Linked DNA regions of Mus musculus: regions 1 and 3 are each linked to region 2. A link is a contact called in ENCODE Hi-C or POLR2A ChIA-PET data. All regions are on one chromosome and are shown on one strand. The core of a region is the stretch at or near the end of the contact, and the rest is flanking DNA. Distances in the headings are between cores, read along the strand shown. Region 1 has its middle 18 kb from the start of Gm40164. Region 2 holds the start of Ccn1 (cellular communication network factor 1). Region 3 has its middle 35 kb from the start of Gm17501.

Region 1 (4,330 bases), core at 997-3,496, 35 kb before region 2:
ATCAGCCAATTCATTAAACCCATAGGTAGGCCTTGAGAGTGTCCCTAGATACTTAATAAAAATAGGTTTTATTCAAGTATAATGAGTGAAGGACATTAAAAACCTGGGATCTAGTATGTATCCAGAGATTGATATAGATTGAAAGTATAAAGAATTCAGCGTGACCTAACGTTGTCAGTACCCCTAGTGGTGAGTGCACAGAATGCATGCCTCTCCAATTCAACGTGACATTCTTCCCCTGCTGCAAAGGCCAACTGTCTTTGTTCTAAAGGAGCTGATTTGGAAGTTAAATCGGATTGAGTTCAGTATTAAGCATTTAAAGCACTTAGATGATATTCTCTCAAAAGCATCCATAAGCCTCCACTAACCAGTCAAATAATATGATTCTATTTTCATGAGTTCTGCATAATAAAGATTTCAGCACATCAGTACTTACATACCCTGGGTGATAACGTGGCCCACAGTCTGTTAATACGTAGTCATTATAAAACTGAAAATAAAATCAGCCCACATGGGGTAGATCTGACCATCATAACTTGTGTGTTTGGGTTTGGACGGCTGCTACCCTGAAGCCCTTAACTGAGAATGCTTTAATTTGATGAATTTCCACAGCCCTGGGGCTTCCCAGGTGAGAGTGAACAGCGGTGATGAAGGGAGAGTGGAAACCAGCTGCCCATTTCTCTTTCACTACTGTTAGCTCAACAGCAATCTGGAAAGTACACAGATGCCTCTTGTATTAAAGGCCACTCTTCAGTGTCACCTAGGGAGGAAGCAGCATGCCGCTCCCCTCCCACACATAGCCCTGCAAAACTGCTGGGCAGGAAGGAAGAGACTGATGAGACAGGAAGTGGAAGAACTTTTCCAGTGTTCTCTTTCTGACCACTGACTTGCATCCCAACGGAATACTTTACTATTGGTATTGGTATTGGTATTGATTAGTATTAGCTCATTTACCTTACATCCCCATCACTGCCCCACGCACCCGGGATGCTTTTTATTAAGCATGAAGTTGCTGGCTGCATATGCCTGGGCAGACTTAAGTCTCCCCATTGTGCTTCCAAACTGACGGGGCTTGTCAGTCTTGGTATGGTCCCACCCGATCCGAGACTTATTGTTAGGCAAGAGGGCTTTAAAAAGTTAAATCCGGTGAAAGGCAGCAAAACCAGCTTCACACCCTGTAAAATATCTTCTGTTAGCAGCCCCATGGTTGCTTTGTTGTTAAGGTTTTTGAGGTGTATCACTTTTTTCCCCATCGATGGAAGAGCAGCCAGTACCTAGATATTCATCGCAGCCCAAACCATAAAGATGACTTCTGGGGTTAATACTTCTGGTGACCCCAGGGTTGGCACAGCTCTCCCACTCAATGCTTCTGTCAGCATTGGTACTGCCATGTTGAGAACGGAGTTCTGACAATTTATTCGCTTGCAGGACTTTTGACTAATTAGTCATTCATCACTAGATAATCAAAGGACTGTCTGTCTGTCTGTCTGTCCCCACTCGTCATTTCATCTGCCTCCCACTTCCTCGCTCAGATCACAGAGCCCTTCCTGAAGTATTACCAGTTTTCCATTTCTCTGTTCCCTCCTTTCTTTTAATAACTCTGGGAGACAGGGAGGCACCTTGTAAAGTTAATTTCCTCCAAAGCTTTCAAAGCAAAGGCATCGCTCAGGCCAGACACCACCACCCCTCTCCACCCCTCAGCGAGGTCGTACACCCCTCCTCGAAGCCTTAGTCACTGGGCTGTGCCCGCCACCTAGAATTTGCCAGGCCCCAGCTCGGTCTCAGGGGCACAGTGAGTTACCCTGTCCTTTGGTCATGGGGTGAGGTCCCTAGATGAGTCTCATTTATCTGTCTTGTCCCTTCCACATTCCACTTCCTAACGATGCCCCCTTCCCCTTCCCTGTCCTGTTACTTTCAGGACTCAGGGGCTGGCTGGCTGCCTGTACCTTGGATGGCATTTCCTCTTCAAAGGCCTGTGGCTTCAGCCACCCAGCTCCACTGAGCACACAAACCAATGGAATTGCTGCGGCTTTGTTGCCTGCCTCCTTGGAAAGCAAGGGTAGGTTTTTTATTTTTTTATTTTTTTTTAATACCCCTTTGGTTTCTTGGGGTGAAGCTTTTCTCGATCCGTTTTATTTATGCGAACACGACCTGTGGCTTTAGAGTGTTTGCTTTTGAATGTTTGTGTTAATGGACTAAGCTGAAAGCATTTCCTCTTACCGGAGAGGGCCTGCGCAGCTGGGGGCCAGGCTGCTCAGCTCTGGCAAAAGCTGTCCCAGGAGGAAGGAGTCGCCAGCCAGCCAAGGAAGTCTAGAGGCTCAGAGAGGAATTCACTGAGGCTCCGTGGGCAGAGACTCTGAGCCGCGAGCCTTAGCAACTCCTTTTATTAATAGGAAGGGCTGGACCAGGAGACACCTAGATTTTTGCAAATATGCTTTTTAAATTGTGCATATATTTACCAAAACTGTTTTTTAACAGCTGTGGTGTCTGGTCTTTTCCTCTATCCCCAGCCTTCTGAAGCATTCCTGACAATATTAACTCTTCCTGAACGTGGTCAGTCCCTAAGCCATTTGTCTGTTAGCTATCTAGATCAGCCTGTACATGTCTGTTTTCTCTTCTGTCTTCTCCCTCCCCAGTACGTAATGAAAACAGAAACACTCAAAAGTTATGGTTTTAGGCAAAGCACTGTAATTCGTGGCAGAGTGCTTGCCTAGCATCCACAAGGCCCTGGATTCAATTCCCAGGTCAGGGATAAATTAAGTCTCAGTTTAATCTTGTTCAGTAACTGGATAACCTAACCCTGGGGTAAGGAATGGAAGAAGAAGAGGCGGTGGTGAGGGGCCAGACAGGACTGTGCAATGAAAGTGAGGTCCTCAAGTATATCACTGGGGTCCAGAACGGAGTTTAAGGGAAACAGCTAGTCAGTTTTTTTGAGAGTGGATGCTATCCCATCATTATTACGGGAAATCCTGAGCCTTCCTGGGTCTACCAGCCATGGAAAGCTATAAGCAGTTGAACCAGTAGTGACAACTGACCTGGACAACTTGAGGATTTGAGCGTGCTGGGGACATACCTTCTTACAGACAGATGAGACTAACCAGAGCTAACTAGTTGGGAGTCTCTATGAGTTGGCCTAGAGGATGGACCTACCATGGATGTGGCCTCTGTTGTTAACCTCGAATAGACAGAGAGTTATTGTTAAAGACTGTATTAAGCAGCTGTGAGAGTTGATTCAGGCCGTAGAAAAGTTACAGAAGTTTTGATTTTTGGTTTTGGGTGGTGTCTGAGAGCTACTACAGTTTGGAAAACTATTCCATGGTTCTTCGTATGAACTGTGAGTTCAATGATGATGGCTCTGTTCATTCTCTATGCTTTTCTTGGGCAGGGTCTACCAACCATCGACCCTGCGACAAGTGTCGTTTCATGTTCATGCTCTCTCTCCTCAGTGTCAGAGTCAGACTTCTATCTAGCAACTTCCTCTGCCTAGGACAACACATGGTCTCAAAGTGATGCGGGCTCCCCTTTAACTCTTCCTTTGTTGTCCCCCTCCCAACACCAGGGAACGTATCTCCCTTCTCAACCAGCTCTGCCAAGAGAGAAACAAGGTCACCTTCTGTCTTTTCAATGGAATCTCATTAACCGCAGAAGCTAAGCTGATACACAGGGAGAGAGACTAAAGCCTGCTAACACCTGAGTAGACTTTTTATTTTTCTTAAAAGAATAGTTTACTTGATTATATTATTACATTTACTATAGTTTTTCTTTTTACAATTTAAATAATTCTTTTCATATACTATAGTTTAATCATTTTCCCCCTTCTCAGACTTTCCCTCTCATTCATTCTATTCTTTCTATTTCTGCCTCATTTAATATTCCAAACAGAACCATTCATAAACCATTGTCCATTCTGCATTCCTAAGGGACTTTGTTCTAGACTATCTGTTCTCCAGTCTTCATTACTGCTGGTTTTTTTTCCTTTAAGGCAGTCTCAGCATGTAGCCCAGGTGTGTTTCAAACTCATGATCCTCCTGCCTCGGCCTCACAGAGATCACAGGTGTGTGCCAGCCTCCACACCCAGCTAACAACTACTGATTCTTCCAGAAAGCAGTGGTGGGTTCTAACCCATCCACTGAAAAAGACCAACCATGCCCAGAGTGTACCCACTGGAGCAAGCCACACCAGGACACAGACACAGACACAGACAGACAGACAGACAGACAGACACACACACACACACACACACACACACACACACACCAGAGCAAGCAAAAGGAACTGCCGTGAGCCCTCCCCTGGCTACAGTGCGCATTAAGCCCCACTACAGTGCAAA
Region 2 (4,425 bases), core at 746-3,245:
AGCCAAGAATGAGGATTGTTGTTTTTTTGTTTTTGTTTGTTTGTTTGTTTGGAGGTATGCTTTTAACCACTGTACATAGTGTTGGGCTTCATAAAGACAATTTCTTTTCAGATATATCATGGACTTTTCTTTTTTTCTTTTTTGAACAGAGGCTCATATCCCACCCACCTGTGGGGTCATCACGGTCAAGCCCTGAAAGAAACTTACTTTTAGGCTGCTGTACACTGGTTGTCCACAAGGACGCACTTCACAGATCCGGGTCTCTTTCACCAGGCGGCACTCTGGGTTGTCATTGGTAACTCGTGTGGAGATGCCAGTTCCGCAGCTCTTGGAGCACTGGGACCAAGACGTGGTCTGAACGATGCATTTCTGGCCATGGGCGTGCAGAGGGTTGAAAAGAACTCGCGGTTCGGTGCCAAAGACTAGAAAGATAAAGGAAATGGAAGGCTTCTTAGATGCTTGCATACACACACTGGTTTCTACAAAGTTGCAGACCAAGAAAGCATTTCTGCACAGTGTCTTAAGGACTCTATATCCACTTACCAGGAAGCCTCTTCAGTGAGCTGCCTTTTCCAATTGCGATTAACTCATTGTTTCTCGTTAACTCCACCTCCGAGGCATCGAGTCCGAGGAGGTCATCCTGGTCGTCCAGGGAGTCCTTAATGCTGTCTTCATCACAAACCCACTCTTCACAGCACTGCCCGCTGACTTTCACCAGCCGGGGGTTGGGACAGCCCAGATTGGGGAGAGACAGTTCTTGGGGACACAGAGGAATGCAGCCCACGGCGCCATCAATACATGTGCACTGGTGTTTACAGTTGGGCTGGAAGCTTTCCCCGTTTTGGTAGATTCTGGAGTTATATTCACAGGGTCTGCCTTCTGACTGAGCTGCAAAGACGACCAAAAGAGAGAGAGGAGAAGGTTAAGATTCGCCGCCACAGGCTGAAACTCATACATATTTTCCGCTGTTCAATTCAATGTATGGTAAAGTTCCCTACAGTTCCCCCGAGACTCCAGAGCTGAACAATAAGTTAGTCAGGAATCACTTTTCCGTATGCGCTTTTCGTTGGGCCCAGACACTCTGAATTGCATTCCAGACTGCTGAAATCATGTGCCTTTCTGCCAAGCTACCATCAACAAAGCGTCCACCATACATGGTCTCAAAATTACTAAACTTCTGGACTATGGGGACTATTATTTTTTTTAAAGGGGCCAAACCACAAGCCTCTTACCTCTGCAGATCCCTTTCAGAGCGGTGGAGCTGGCGCCGAAATTGCATTCCAACCCCTTGGTGTGGTCGCAGGGCTGAGTTTTGCTGCAGTCCTCGTTGAGTTGTTTAGCGCAGACCTTACAGCAGCCGCAGCCGTCCCGGACCAACCCGACTCCCGGGGCGCACTTGGGTGCCTCCAGAGGGCAGTGGCAGGCGGCGGGGCAGGTGGAGAGCGCCTGCAAGAGGGAGAAGCGCGTGAGATTGCTTTGCATTGCTCGGGGAGGCACGTAAACTGCCCTGAGCCTAGGTCTGGCTGTGGGGCTCCGTCCACCAGAAGTGTCTCGATCGCGTCCCGGCAGCCTGACCACCCCAGCGGCTGCGTCCCAGGAAGAGGCCCCCTGGGCATAAAGCAACAGCTACCTCCGAACTTTTCAGTCTAACTTTCCCTGCGGTGAAAGATCATGGCCCGGGGAAAGGAATCGATGAGGGCAGACCGGGAAGCAGTGGTTAAAAAAAAAAATCCAACTCACCAGTCTGGTCAAGTGGAGAAGGGTGACGGCGACAGCGAGCGTCCTGAAGGTGCTGGAGCTCATTGTGGCGCGCAGGAGGAACCGGGGCGAGCGCGGCGACACAGAACCAACAAGCCGGCGAGCAGCGGGATCAAATGCGCCCGGAGTGCGGTGAGGCGAGGGCCGAGGCGGCGGGTGTCCTTCTCTCGAGGTGCTGGCGGAGGAGGCGCAGAGATTGCAGGCGCTTCTCTGGGGCGCTCTCGCTCACGGTCTGCCCCAGCGCCGGGAGCCCGCCCTTTATAATGCCTGCCTAGGCGCCGCGTGTTGCAGTGACGTAGCTCTGTCGGCGCGTTCTAGAATTCTCAAACATCTCAGGAATGTTGGTTGGCGCGGGCTGCTGCCAAGCACCTCCCCTGGCTCCGTTGCACCTTTTCCCCCCTCTTCTCAGATCCATCAGAGAGAAAAAAAAGTTCGTTTTTTTCCACTTTAAATAACAACTTCCTTTGGGGAGGGCGGGATGCTTGGGGCGCGAGGGTGATGATTTTGATTGAAGAGGGTATATGGGGGGGGGGGGCGTGGTGTATGTGTTGGTGTGAACCCTTCAGATCTTTGCCTAGACATGGGAGGGCGGGAGACAGAGGAACAAAAGTGGTTTTGTTTGGTGATGCCTACCGGGAAAGGCAGCGAGCTGTTTGCTTGTTTACAACCAAGGTGAGAGTAAAGTTATCTACTGAGAGTCCAAAGGGGAGGGGGAGTTGGTTTCTAAGCCAGGGATCTATTTGTGGACTTCAAAGAGGCATGCTCGGATCAAGTCCCAAAGCTTTGGCATGATGTTTATTAGCCAAGAGAAGTGTATTGCAAATTAATACCCGGAGTGGCATTTATGAATGGGGGGGGGGAGGGAAGCTTCCCTCTTCGCTGGCATATTTCCAGCCAGAGGTCTTCCCTCATCCCTCCCCCTTTTTTTTGGTATGTTGTACTTGTTTGTTTTTGGAGGTTCCCAGTTTTAGTTCCAGCCCACTGCCTGCATTGGAAATCCAAGAGGAAACGAGTGCAGAGTTCTCCCGGAGCCTGACGTCCACTTCCTCACGGATGCCGGAGGCCGGGTCAACCCTCCTGGCCTCTCTCCCTGGACTGGCGGCGGTGGAAACTGAGCAGCCAAAGCAGAAGCGGAGGAGACCACCGTGGAGTGACTTGTCCTGAAATCACCAGGTGCAAAAGCTACCGGGACAAAACAGATTCTAACAGGACCATTGTGCCCTGTGGATAGCTGGAAAAAAGACTCGGGGTGTTTGCAGACACCCTCCCCCACCGCCCCCTATGTGTCTCGCTGTGTGTATTTGTTTGCCCCCCCCCCGTGTGTGTGAGTGTGTGTGTGTGTGTGTGTGTGTGTGTGTGTGTGTCTGGGCCCGTCCATGTGTTTAACTCCTTTGTTTTGGATCACTTAGAAGCCTTCTTTTTCAAGGGTAGTGCAGTGGCTCCCTCCAAGTTCCGAGACATGAGGGATTTAGAAGGCAACACTGTAATAGAGGAAGTTGGGTTTTAAGATCTTATTAAACATACAACTGAAGACACCCCTCCCACACAAGACCCTATTTGGGGTTATTAATGCCATTCATAAACTGGGATAGCTTTTCTTCATTTTTAATATTTAGGGCCTCTCTGCCTTTGCAGCTTCGCGATCTTGCTTAAGAGAGCCTCCTGCGTTGCCTGTTCTATGAATGACTCCAGTGAGAAGGAGAGGCTGTTGCGCACACTCCAGTGAAGACAGCTGTTACTGGAAAGAGTTAAGTTCATTCATTCAAAAGCGCCCTTTCGTAAGTCCTGGAGGAATTTGCTAGAGGCGGTAGGTTCTCCAAGGCTTTCTGGGGGTGGGGACTTTTAAAGACAATGGGTTGTCAAGTGTTATGCAAATAATGAAAGCAAAGCCTAGGCCTGGTCCCCTCGGCTGGCCGATTTATTAGAGAACAGTTCCTCCTGCGCACAGTTCATTGTTTCCATCTTAGGGAAGCTCGGGAGGGTAGGGGGTGAGGGTGGAGAAGGCAAGGAACAGGGTAGAAGGAGGCGCTGGAGAAACAGAATGGAGAGGAGGGTTCCTGGCTTCTGTTGTGGCGTCTTTTCTATTTGACTTCATGGTTGTAAGTATTTCCAGATGGTGAATCAGACACCAGACGTAACAATATTTCCATATTTGGGTATAGCAGTAGCCTGCGTTTTTAACATTTTTCTCCCTCTGTTATCCAACCACAAGGCATTCTTGACAGCTTCAAATGTTGTTAAATATAGACTTAACTTCTGTTCCCAGAGCAGGAAATTCGTTGGAATTCCTTGTTTTTCACGCAATCTGTCTATCATGATTTAAAATAAAGTTGCAGTGGATGATCCAACTGGCCTGAATATGCTGTGTTCCTTTGCTGAGGGGAGTTGGAGGGTGAGGGGGGGAAGCCTAGAGGTCCGGTATACGGCACAGCGTTCAAACAGACACGCCATTCCATAGATGCCTTTAAAAATCAGATTAAAGTTTTCTAACGAGGATGTGTGGGGTTTTGTTTCTGGACTCCAACTGGGCAATCTCGGAGAATGGGATTGTCCCAGAGGAGACGCGGGGAGAACATTAGCGTCAGCTGTCCATTTAAAGCAGCGGGTGTGTGGTGAGAAGAGGAGGGGTGCTGGAGTCGTCAAGGCCAGGAGGTGCTGGAGGAGGAG
Region 3 (4,600 bases), core at 1,066-3,565, 35 kb after region 2:
CGTGTTGTGGGGGCTTATAAGGGCAAACCTCTAGGCCACCGTATTTTCCCATGAGGCTTTGTTGTTTTCCAAGAACTACAACTCCCAGCATCCAGGAAGTTACCTGGTTCCTGGGCAGGTGGGGCTTGCAGGTTAATTTTGGGCATCACAAGAACCTATGTAACTGTGCGTGATCCAGTGCCCTGCAGGCTTTCTTAGAGCTTTTAATGCATAAGTGTTTAATTATGACTCTCCAAAAGAAGACATTCTCTGTTGTATAAATGCATCTTCTAGTTTAACTCTTGTTTTCTGGATTTATTTCTCAAGTAAAGCCCACTTGTTATCAAGTATTTGAAAAAGAATATTTCCCCACCTCCTACAAATGATCATGCGCTGTACTATGCGTAGATTCTTTTCCTGTTTTTTTTTTTTTTTTCCTTAGAGGACTATATTGACTTTCACTTGTTTCTGGTTCACTAACAGTTTAGAACTCTCTGTATATGGCTTTTATCTCTACTCTCTGTTTCGCATGGTTTGCCTCCAGTCTAACAGTATTGAGAAGGAGGAGCCAGCCACAATGCCTTACTCAGCTGTGACAGAAAACCCCAGCCTGGGCAGCTTGCAGCGAACACCAATGTATTGGCTCACAGTTCTAGAGACTTCGATATGCAACATCACATTTGCGACATCTGCTAAGGGCATTTTTTGGGTTACAGACACAAGCAAAGGAAAGCTGAACTCTCCCCTCTGTGAGGAACCCATGCTCCCCATGACTACGATTGTAACTGACAAGATGGTTATATTTTATTCTCGAAAGCAGAACTCTCCGGAGTAATTTTCTTATTTTATAAACTATATAAATAAGGACATTGAAAGAAAAGAGATTTGATCAAAGTGGCATGACTGTTCATTTAGCAGAATTGGTCAAACTAATTTGTCACAAAAACCTAAGGCCTGGGCTGGAGAGATGGCTCAGCGTTTAAGAGCACTGACTGTTCTTCTAAAGGTCCTAAGTTCAAATCCCAGCAACCACATGGTGGCTCACAACCATCCATAATGAGATCTGATGCCTTCTCTGGAGTGTCTGAAGACAGCTACAGTGTACTTACATATAATAAATAAATAATTCTTTAAAAAGAAAACCAAAAACAAAACCTAAGCCCTTGAACTTGAGACGATACTCTTGTCTCCTTAGAAACAGGCAAGTGGGAGACACACAAGAGGACACATTGCATCTGCTCCCCTCCTTTAAAAAATATCCTTTGCATTGAATGTACTTGAGTGAAATTTATTTAGCAACATAATATCATTCATTATTTAGACTAGGGGGGACCTAGGGTAAGGGAAGGAAATTAAGAAAGGGACCATTCTGGATATAGTTACATCTTGTGTGTGCCTCCTTCTCAAATGCAGGGCTGTTCCCTGAGCCGCTGCCCAGTGAAAGGGGCATTCACTGCTAGCAAAAGCAGGCCTTCCTGCTGCCAAGCCCGGCTGCCAGTCAGCAAGGAGAGACGGGAAAATTAATAGTGAGCTGCCATTTTCAACACTTCTTAGCAACTTAGCAAAGAGTAGAAACTGATCCTTCTCTGGAAAGAAAAAGCATAAAAGACTTCAAGAAACTCCGAGTCAGTCTGATGCCTGTGCTGTATCATGGTTAAACCACGGGCGAGGTGTTTTCTTCTGCAAAGAGCGGGCCAGCGGCCTCTACATTATTAAAGGTGAAGAATTTCCAGCCCCTGTTTCTTGCTTCTCCTTGAGTGTTTCTTTCTCTGCTTTTGAAAGGTTCGGAGCTGCTGGGAGACTCATCTGGCTCAGCGTGGTGCCTGTGAGGAGAGGAAGGAGGGCAGAGTTTAGGCTGTTGGATGAAGCCAAGGAATGTCTGAGTGGTAGGACAAGGGAGTTGTTGACTTTGCTGAAAATCCTTCTCGAAAATACCTCCTATAATGCTGGGGTGTGTAGTCCCCCCTTAGTGCTGTTCCAACCCCCCTCCTTTTAAATAAACGTGTAGAATTCCAGTCCTGTGCAGAGGAAGTTAGAAACGAACCCCGCTGTCGCTATCTCCACAGGCATCTGTGTAGGTGTGACAGGGTGAATAGGCCCTTTGGGAATTTTAAGGGGAATCCTCTAGAGCCAAATTCCTCAATGAGGGTAAACTTCCATCAGCTGTGTAAACAGTGGGGCAATGTGTGAAGGCCAGAGGCAGTCTCCTGATAGTCGGCTACTGTGCTCAGGTAAGTAAGAGGAGCTGTGGTCCTTCCACCCCCAAGGCCCCCAGGATGAGTCGGGTTTTGTGGCTCCCAGTGAGTGGGTGGCTAGGAATTCCCTCTCCGCTTCATCTAGTACAGAGGGCAGTCTGACTAAGCGAGATAGCGCTCGCTCGCTGGCTGGAGAAAGCCAACACCCAACGTGGCTCCTGGTGTCTGAGTGCCTGAGGAGAACAGTAACTCCTAGCTGGCGCTCCAACTAGCCACTCACTGGCAGCCACCCCAGTGGCTCAAGAGATGCCTGTCCAGCAGGACAGCATGCTCTGAGAACTATTTATTTGACTGTTTTATTTAACACAGGACGTTAATTGCAATTCATGGATCCGGTTTCTTTATTCCCTACACCATCTGAAGGAGGGCAGAAAACCCAGGAACGAGGCTATGTTCCTGTCCAGCCCTGCCATGCCCATGATTACACATCTGTCCAGTCTTGGTACACAGCGATGCTAACCTCAACTCTTCTTCGTATGGAAATCTGGATACTGAGTCCAGTTCTCAAGCCCATAAATTGTTCAGAAACGTCTTTATTCCTCTGACATACAAGTTGTTTAGCTTAAACGAAGAAGGAGGAGACATAAAAACTAGGTAGGTATAGTGCTTTAGCTGTATCAGTGTGTAACACATTCTCAAGCCTAGGAACAGATCGGCAAGAGGTAAATAACAGATCTCCTTGTTGTAAACATATTTTAAATATCAAAAAATGAAAAAAATAAAAACAAAAAATAATGCAACTGCCACAAAAGTCACAATGTCTTTGGCTTTTAGACATTTTCTTTCTGTATTCATCAGTTGAATCTCCTCTTTCCGCGTAGGAAGCGTTGGCAGAAGCCCAGGCAACATCCAACTGGGGAAAAGTTTCTCTGCTCCAGGCTCCCTCAGTGTTTACCGAGGACGATAGGATTGTTTTGAGATAATGATGTCTAGCCTCCTTTATCAATAATGCCAATATTGATTTTCTCCTCTCGGAGCTCTACACCGACCAACACAATCAAAGAATTCCCTCACAGGCATTATCTAAAGCTAACCTCAACCTAGACAGTCTCTAACAGATAAACCAAGGCCTGTTTCCTAGAAGTCAAGTTGACAATTAACATCAGCACAGCCCTGCATCCGTGACAACTGTCATTTTCTTCAGAACGATCTGATATTCAAGCCGCTCTTCCATTCTCCCTTCTTCCTTCCTTCCTTCCTTCCTTCCTACCTTCCTTCCTTCCCTTGGTCCTTGCTGGATCATTAAACCCAGGGCCTTACTTATGCTAAGGACCTGCCTTGACACTGAGTTTCACCCTCAGCAACCCCACCTCTATATTCCATTTTTCTTTAAATATGCTAAACATGTACAAGGATGGTTGTGACCAAGAACTTAGTGAAGTGTGATTCAGGGGGAAGAGGAGAAGGCGGAGCTAAGAAGGTTCAGAGCTCTTCAGTTTGAACATTGTTGTATCTTCTGGTTCCTGGTAAACACACCATGTGAGGATTATTATGTGACACTTAGCCTTGGGACTTGTCTACACCTTAATACCATACTTATTACAAAGGAGATCTGAGAAGCTGTATGGTCGGTTCACTAAGATCATAAAAGGAAGACAGTTTAGCTCCCCACTTTCTGGCTGTGTGATCTAAGGAGAGTTTTTAACCTTGCAGAGTAGAGTCTCAGCATTCATTCCTATTCATAAAACTGAGACACGTGTTCACATCCCTCAGGACTGTTATTAACGGTAAATGTAAATGGAGAAACATTTCTGGGAAATTGCCCAGTTGTCAGCATAACATAGGTTAGTTTCAAAGACTTCCTTAATAGATTTGAAAACCCATGTTTCTCATTCATCTTTAACAACCACTGAACAAATAACAATACTGATTGTAGTGGGGTGTCGTGTGTCTGAAAATATACTGGAGGACCACCCAAGGGGGGGGTCTACACATCACTTCCTGTTTATGCATGGCGTATCCCACCAATATATTGGTTGAGCCTATGGATAGACTATTGTAGAATGCTGTCCTCCAGGTATGGCAATCCCCTTACCCTCCTGAACATCCCCAAGCAGCTGGGATGACCCCTCCCAGTATGCATAAGATTGGGCTCTGTTAATGATTTGTCTTGGGGGAAGAGGAAAGTTCCTAAAGTTCCTCCCCTCCCTAAGAATAAGCAATTCATGGTCCATGGGAGGGAGGAGGGGCATTTTCTTCAGTGGCATGATTGACAGCCAGTTGCCTCTGTCCCACAGAGTATGCCCTCAGCCTAGTCATAACAAATGTGCACATGCATGCACACACATGCGTGTGTGCACAAACACAAAAGCTATTCATTTATTTATTCATTATTAAATTTATTTATGTCTATCATCTGCACCCAG

Evidence for each region. A loop is a pair of places that touch in the nucleus more often than their neighbours do. ChIA-PET counts read pairs that join two places held with the same protein, here RNA polymerase II (POLR2A).
Region 1: a loop to region 2 is called in a map of heart, with 3 times the contacts of the local background. The contact joins the enhancer-like site here to the promoter of Ccn1 in region 2. A Hi-C loop is called at or near these places in 2 of 37 maps with a recorded cell type or tissue (T-helper 1 cell and heart). POLR2A ChIA-PET finds 5 or more read pairs at or near these places in 3 of 5 experiments (Patski and embryonic stem cell).
Region 3: a map of gastrocnemius shows a loop between it and region 2 (2.7-fold over the local background). The contact joins the enhancer-like site here to the promoter of Ccn1 in region 2. A Hi-C loop is called at or near these places in 1 of 37 maps with a recorded cell type or tissue (gastrocnemius). POLR2A ChIA-PET finds 5 or more read pairs at or near these places in 2 of 5 experiments (Patski and embryonic stem cell).

What each region holds. Positions count from the first base shown.
Region 1 is chr3:145,612,690-145,617,019 of GRCm38, forward strand. No RefSeq gene overlaps it. Among named protein-coding and RNA genes, the nearest start is that of Gm40164, 18 kb to the right of the region's middle. Within about 2 kb of position 2,247, at least 1 of the 3 ENCODE cell types and tissues checked has a DNase peak (open chromatin) inside an H3K27ac peak, as active enhancers do; it is heart, where a contact is called at or near this core.
Region 2 is chr3:145,647,990-145,652,414 of GRCm38, forward strand. It overlaps Ccn1 (cellular communication network factor 1), which reads right to left and starts at 1,996. Exons shown (of 5, transcript NM_010516.2): 1 at 1,741-1,996; 2 at 1,233-1,446; 3 at 544-888; 4 at 208-422. The coding sequence starts at 1,803. It overlaps Gm17501 (a long non-coding RNA gene), which reads left to right and starts at 2,088. Exons shown (of 3, transcript XR_003954574.1): 1 at 2,088-2,931; 2 at 3,394-4,425.
Region 3 is chr3:145,682,961-145,687,560 of GRCm38, forward strand. No RefSeq gene overlaps it. Among named protein-coding and RNA genes, the nearest start is that of Gm17501, 35 kb to the left of the region's middle. Within about 2 kb of position 2,316, at least 1 of the 3 ENCODE cell types and tissues checked has a DNase peak (open chromatin) inside an H3K27ac peak, as active enhancers do.